2 separate regions of the Homo sapiens genome follow, and region 1 is linked to region 2. The links are chromatin contacts, found by Hi-C in ENCODE. All regions are on one chromosome and are shown on one strand. The core of a region is the stretch at or near the end of the contact, and the rest is flanking DNA. Distances in the headings are between cores, read along the strand shown. Region 1 has its middle 35 kb from the start of LINC00545. Region 2 overlaps ALOX5AP (arachidonate 5-lipoxygenase activating protein).

Region 1 (3,590 bases), core at 308-2,807, 110 kb before region 2:
GTGGCATCTGGCTATTCAATACTAGGGTCTTGGACCAGCAGCAGCAGCTGAGTGCTTGATAGAAATGCAGAATCTTGGGTTCTACCCCAGACCCACTGAGTCAGAGCTGCACTTTCACAACATCTTCAGTAGCTCATGTGCACATTACAGTTTGTAAAGTGCTGCTGTCGGGCTTGAGCATCCCATTGTTGGGCCTCAGCTATTAACTTTGTGCAATAATATTGGATATCTTCAGAGGGTTCCAAACATTGGAAGAGTGTAATCTGACTTATATTTTAACAGGATCGCCCTGGCCAAAGGGGACAAGAGTGGAAACCCAGAGCCAGTTGGAAGTTTCAGTTCCCTGGTAAGAGGCGATGAGGACTGAGGTTAAGAGGTGGTGGTGAGAAGTGACCAGGTTTGGATACATGGAAGGTAGAGCTGACAGGACTTGCTGATGGACTGGATGTGGGATGTGAGAAAAAGGGAAGATTTGAGGATGACTCCTAGGTTTCAGGCCTAGCTACATTAATTAAGCATTTACTATGTGCCAGACACACTACCTTTTCCTCCATCGCCTCATTTAATCCTTACAATGACCCTCTGAGAATCACTATTATTAATCCCAGAAAGGCTAAGTCACAGAGCTAGTCCATGAAGAAGCCAATTTATGAACCCAGGTGTGCTGCTTCCAAAATCCAAGCTACCCCACTGCTCGAGGCTCACTTCCCTTCCAGCACCCTTAGCTAGACACACTCTGAAATGAAGAGTGAGCAGTAGAGCTGACCATGGCTCCACAGTATACCACCTGTGTGACCCCAGGTAAGCTACTCAACCTCTGGGAGCCTCAGTTCCTCATTTGTAAACTGGGTCTATTAATGCTCCATAGGATTTTTGCAGGATGAGGCAAGATACTGAATGCGAAGCAGTAGGCTGAGGCTGTTGTCTGTTTCCAAACTGCCCTAGGGCTTTTTGCCCACTGCATTATATATATATTTTTTTCTTTCTTTCTTTTAATATCTAACACACATACATGTGTGCACAAAGAACTCAAACCAGATCATGGTCTGATATATCAAAAGAGAAAGGACAAAATGACAGAAATGAAGCCACAGAAATGGGACAAGTGACTAAGAAGCAGAGAAGGCAACCCTGAGCAAAAGAGCAAGGAGGAAACGAAGGATGGGGATGCAGCCAGTGGGAAGGTGAGGAGAAGGACCACAGAACCCATGGAGAAGACTGCATCGAGAGCAGATACCTACCAGTGAAACGTTAGCATTTCCAGCCTTAACAAGGCCTTTCTCATTTTGTATGGCTTTTTCTTCCTGTCCTAAAAGTCCTCGTAGAACAGGAATACTTCTTCTCTATGCATTTTGCAACTCTGACCTCCTAGTTATTACGTAGAGAAGGGCTATAATGCGGTTTGACAGGGCTTTTGTTTTGATTTTTTTCGTTGTTTTTTTTTTCCTCCCAGCAGAGATTTAAAATGACGACATCTACCCAAATACTCAGTCTCCTACTTGTCTCCATCAAGACCCATTTGCTGGCAGCTTTGAGACTGAAACTCTCAAGGGAGAGGGTGAATCATCCCTTCACACGGGGCTTGTCTTCCTCTCACAATCATGAATTCCCACAGAGATGCCGGGAACTTGTGGCTAAGGGCAGACGCTGAGGCTAAAATTGAACATGGGTGCAATGGAGCTGTGCTTAAAAGAGACATAAGGAAATAAGGAGTCGTACGTGTCCTGCTCTGTGGTTAACAAGTTGACTACACTCTCTGCTGATGGAGGGATGGCGACTTCAGGCAGGAAGGGTGAGGGAAGGACTCGGCTCTGGGCTGCCCCACTGTCCACCCATCAACATTGCTGTCTGGATGAATGGGGGATAGATCCCCTGGGGTGGAGGCTGGCTGCTGGGAATTATCCACTTTGGCTTCAAAATGAATTCACTGGGAAGATAGCCATTAGTGCAAAGTATGCTTTTCTCTCAGGAAAATCACCCTACAGATCATCATCATTTTAAGTTTTTCCTTTCCAGTGACCCCTTCTAGGAGTTTTCATTCTTCAAACAAATCATCAATTTGCTGGGAACATAATCATAACAAAAGCTAAAAGTTTCTCTTTTTTTTTTTTTTTGGTTCTTTCCTTCGAACCAGCAATCATCTTATGTGAATGCCCCACTGCCTAAGATCCAAATGAAGTAGAAGCTTGTCTCCTTTTAAAACGGCCGTTAGTGTTCATGGCCAGGTGTCTCTCTCACCTAAGCACAAGTTCTCCCTGTTCCATGGACTGGCAGCTGCTTTATAATATATACTAGTTATATTTTAATGCAATAGCTGGATTCTTATGTCAAGACCTGTGGAAGGTTTAAGGTTTTACCCCAGCTGTGAGCTAACAAGTGTCATGGATTCTGACAGAAGACATGACACTCCTGGATCAGAGACGAAAGATGTTATTATTCACAGCACACTCACTTACTTCAGAGAGTGCTAGCATCTTTGCAGCAGGCGTCCTGCCCCGAGTCCCATGGCGCAACAGGCCCAGATGAGGGCTACACACTCAGTGGGATGCACCTCAGCAGAGGAATCCAGGGTCAAGGGCCCAGCACTTTTTGAGTGCGCAGCAAACATTGCGGCAAGCAGCAGACCAGCCCTTCCCCGTCCTCCTGCAGAGTGAGCAGCTACTTAGTAGTCATGCTGTGAGCACCTGACCTACTTAGGTATCTGTGTGACTAGTTTGGAAACTGCTCAGTATCAGGAGATAGGTAAGCCCTGCAATCTGGCAGCAAGAGTGCACAGCTGAGACCAACATCTTCATCCATCCAGGTGGTCCTTTCCCTAGTCATTCAACTGCATGAGAACTTTTTTTGGTAATGTCTGTGTTACTTTGTAGACAACTAAAAATCCGGCCTGATAACCATATGTCCCAGGCAACCCATGCCTCTAATGAAAATACAATGTTTCTCAGAAGGGGAAATTAGAATTAAATATAAACTATAAACCTTCAGCTTTTTCTTCCTTCTCCCATGTTTGGTCTAAACTAAGTTCATTTAGAGTCATTGAGGCCAAGAAAGGTATTTGGTAGTGGTGTCAGGAGGTGGGAAAGAATGGATACATCCTATTGTTACATGTATCACTAAGAGCAGATGACTAACAAATGTGTTATGTGGTAAGTGTGTTGGAATAACTTTCAACATCATTTACAAATGCTTTTAAAAATGTCATTAAGGCCGGGCATAGTAGCTCATGCCTATAATCACAGCACTTTGGGAGGCTGAGGCAGGAGGGTCACTTGAGGCCAGGAGTTGAGACTAGCTGAGGCAACAAAATGAGACCCCGTCTTTACAAAAAATAAAATTTGCTGGGCGTAGTGGCGCATGCCTGTATTCCCAGCTACTCAGGAGGCTGAGGCAGAGGAATCGTTGGAGCCCAGGAGTTTGAGGTTGCAGTGAGCTATGATCACACCACTGCACTCCACCCTGGGCAACAGAGTGAGACCCTGTCTCCAAAACAAACAAAAAAAGTCATTAAACCTCTCAACATTGTTGGGGGCTTAGGCGCACAGTGTGGGCCTCTGTTACACAGTGTGGCAGGACATTATATCCTTTATTTT
Region 2 (3,442 bases), core at 901-3,400:
AGCTCCACAGGTTTTTGTTTTTTTTTTTTAGATACGGAGTCTCACTCTGTTGCCCAGGCTGGAGTGCAGTGGCGTGATCTCGGCTCACTGCAACCTCCACCTCCAGGGTTCAAGCGATTCTTCTGCCTCAGCCTCCCGAGTAGCTGGGACTACAGGCATGCGTCATCACGCCCGGCTAATTTTTGTATTTTTAGTAGAGTTGGGGTTTCACCATATTGGCCAGGCTGGTCTCGAACTCCTGACCTCGTGATCCACCTGCCTCAGCCTCCCAAAGTGCTGGGATTACAGGCGTGAGCCGCCAGGCCCAGCCAGCTCCACAGGGTTTAATACACCTGTCCATTCAAAAGATCTGTTTTTACCAGAGTATGACAGAAAATGCTGATCATTTTCTTTCTGGAACCCAAGATGGTATTCCCTGCCTCTGAACGCATAATCAACCTTCTATATCTGCGGGTTCTGCATTCCTGGAGTCAACCAACCACTGACCAAAAATATTAAAAAAAAAAAAAAAAAACAGAAAACCATTTGTCTGGACTGAACATGTACAGATTTTTTTTCTTGTTACTGTCTTTTAACAATACAGTATAACAACTGTTTACATAGCATTTACATTCTATCAGGTATTATAAGTAATCTAGGCCACACACAGTGGCTCATGCCTATAATCCCATCACTTTGGGAGGCTGAAGCGGGTAGATCACCTGAGGTCAGGAGTTCAAGACCAGCCAGGCCAACGTGGTGACACCCCATCTCTACTAAAAATACAAAAATTAGCCAGTTGTTGGGGGGTGGGGGTGGGGAGGGGCCTGTAATCCTAGCTACACAGGAGGCTGAGACAGGAGAATTGCTTGAACCCAGGAGGCGGAGGTTGCAGTGAACTGAGATTGCACCATTGCACTCCAGCCTGGGTGACAAGAGTGAAACTCCATCTCAAAAAGAAAAAAAAAAAAAAAAGACAAAACAAGTAATCTAGAGATTATCTAGAGGTTACTTAAAGTATATGGAGGATGTGTCGAGACCATCCTGGCTAACATGGTGAAACCCTGTCTCTACTAAAAAATACAAAAAAAAAATTAGCTGGGCGTGGTGGCAGGCACCTGTAGGCTGAGGCAGGAGAATGGCATGAACCCGGGAGGCGGAGCTTGCAGTGAGCCAAGATCGAGCCACTGTACTCCAGCCAGGGCGACAGAGCAAGACTCCATCTCACAAAAAAAAAAAAAAAAAAAAAAAAAAAAAAAAAAAGGATATGGAGGATGTGTGTAGGTTAAATGCAAATACTATGCCATTTTATATCAGGGACTTGAGCATCCACGAATTTTGGCATCCGAGGGAGGTCATAGAACTAATCCCCCAGGGATACCGAGGGATGACTTTATTAAAAGTCAGAGGTTATTTCTACAACCAGCAGCACGATGTGCCGTACTTCTCTGCATCTGCCTCTCTTCTTTCCCTCCTTGCTCAGAGAACCGAGCCCCTTCCTTTTCTCTAAGGCTGCATCCTCTAACTGTGATCTTGACCCTGTCCATGCCACTGACTTCAAGTCTGTATTTCATTGCTCCTTCTCCCACTTCCAGAATCTTTAATATCATATTCTCTCCTTTTCTTTATCCTGGAAACACGCACAGATCTTCCCTATCCTTTAAACAAAACAAAAACAAACCTGCTTCAGTCCAACATTCAACTAGGGTTTACCGCTCCTTCCTTCTAAGCTAAACTTGGAAGAGTTGGCTGCCTTTGTCTACTCCTCACCGCCCCCTCACTCCCCAACCTCTTGTAATCCTCCAGTATGCTACAGAAACAATACATGCAAAGACCATAAACACACTTATCTCGGCTAGCTGCTAACAGTAAGCCAAAACCAGTGTGAGAGAGAGACAAAGACACAGATAGAGAGATGGCTGCAAACCGTTGTGAGGCATCCGCCGTACGTGGGCACTGCTAGCTACTTTAACTATATCATCTTGTGCAAGACCTTCAGCAACCACAGGTGGAGGTTATCAATCACTCCACTGCTCAGTGAAGGAAACGGAGGGCCAGAGAAGTTAAATAAGTTTCTCAACAAACATAAAGAGATCTTGAGATTTTAGTTAACCACAGAGTTAATATGAGTCAGCAATGACACATAGTTCTCAAAAAAATAACTCATACGTAGATTATTCTAACAGAGTCGATGCCCGGATCTCAGGAACAGCTTCCCTGTACAGAAGACACCTATCTGCATAGGTGTTCTTAGAAAGAACACAGGAAGAGGAGAGGAGACCCAGTGGCAAGGGACTTCAGAAACGTTAGGCCGAAGAGGGGGATATTACAGCTGACACTGTAAACACAGAAAGAGCAGGCACAGTCTAAGTGATTTTAGGGAACAGCACCAGGACTGCTGGGTAAAACGCATAGGGCTGCAGATTTCAGCTCAACATAAGAAAGAACTTCTTGAGCAGGGAGTGCTTGAATGAATGAATTGGAGGCAATATGCATGGAGCAAGTGTCTACTCTCTAAAGTCAGATGATTAGGTTTTAATCCCAGCTTCACGACTCCTGACCTTGGGACTTTCAACCAAATTCTCCATGACTCACTTTGCTTATCTGTAAAACAAGAATAAATAATAGTATGTATTTCTAGGCTGGTTTCATGCCTGTAATCCCAGCACTTTGGGAGGTCGAGGCAGGAGGATGACTTGAGGTCAGGAGTTGGAGGCCAACCTGGCCAACATGGTGAAACCCTGTCCTTACTAAAAATACAAAAATTAGCTGGGCGTGGTGGCACATGCTTGTAGTCCTAGCTACTCAGGAGGCTGAGACATGAGAATCACTTGAGCCTGGGAGGCAGAGGTTGCAGTCAGCTGAGATTGCGCTACTGCACTCCAGCCTGGGTGACAGAGTGAAACTGTCTCAAAAATAACAATAATAATATATATATCTTTATTCACTTGCATACACTTATAAAGACCTGTCTTTGTGCCAGGCAGTGTCCTGGGTGCAGGGGAATAAAGCAGGGAACAAAATAGGTACAGTGAAGGAAAGGTCAGCCTACAGCGGCCCCTCCAGTCTCTGCAAAGGCAGTTGCATGAGTGGGTGAGTGCAAGGATTAAATGGTGCAAAGATTATATGAGATAAAACTAAGCACAGCAGGAAGCGCCATTCTTCACACAACGCAAGCTTTCAATCCATGCAACAATAGGAAAGGCAAGCTTGGAAGTTTGTGAGTTTTCCAAACACTGCAGTGTTCAGGAAGAAGCAGCCGGTGGAGGCGGTGGAGGGGGGTGGTTGGGGGTTACTGTAAGGAAGATTCCTGCTTTGGGGGAACTTCATGAGTCTATGATTCTGCTTCTAGAGCCTGTCAAATCCCAGGTTGGATGGCAAAGTCTTCCAATACGGTGCTTGTGAGGTTTCTTGTGAGTGTGTGTGTGTGTGTTGGGGTGGAACTAGTAACAGCAGCTCCATT

The links. Hi-C counts contacts between places; a loop is a spot of excess contacts on that map. Pooled maps may share reads with other maps.
Region 1: a loop to region 2 is called in a pooled map, with 6 times the contacts of the local background. The contact joins two enhancer-like sites. A Hi-C loop is called at or near these places in 1 of 168 maps with a recorded cell type or tissue (endothelial cell of hepatic sinusoid), 5 of 37 single-sample maps with no recorded cell type and 7 of 50 pooled maps.

Annotation. Positions count from the first base shown.
Region 1 is chr13:30,846,043-30,849,632 of GRCh38, reverse strand. No RefSeq gene overlaps it. Among named protein-coding and RNA genes, the nearest start is that of LINC00545, 35 kb to the left of the region's middle. RefSeq lists enhancers at 1,481-1,570, 1,681-1,740. Within about 2 kb of position 1,557, at least 5 of the 41 ENCODE cell types and tissues checked have a DNase peak (open chromatin) inside an H3K27ac peak, as active enhancers do.
Region 2 is chr13:30,738,904-30,742,345 of GRCh38, reverse strand. All of the region lies in intron 1 of ALOX5AP (arachidonate 5-lipoxygenase activating protein), which reads right to left. The region is part of intron 2 of LOC124903146 (a long non-coding RNA gene); the gene reads left to right. Among named protein-coding and RNA genes, the nearest start is that of ALOX5AP, 5.1 kb to the right of the region's middle. Within about 2 kb of position 2,150, at least 9 of the 41 ENCODE cell types and tissues checked have a DNase peak (open chromatin) inside an H3K27ac peak, as active enhancers do.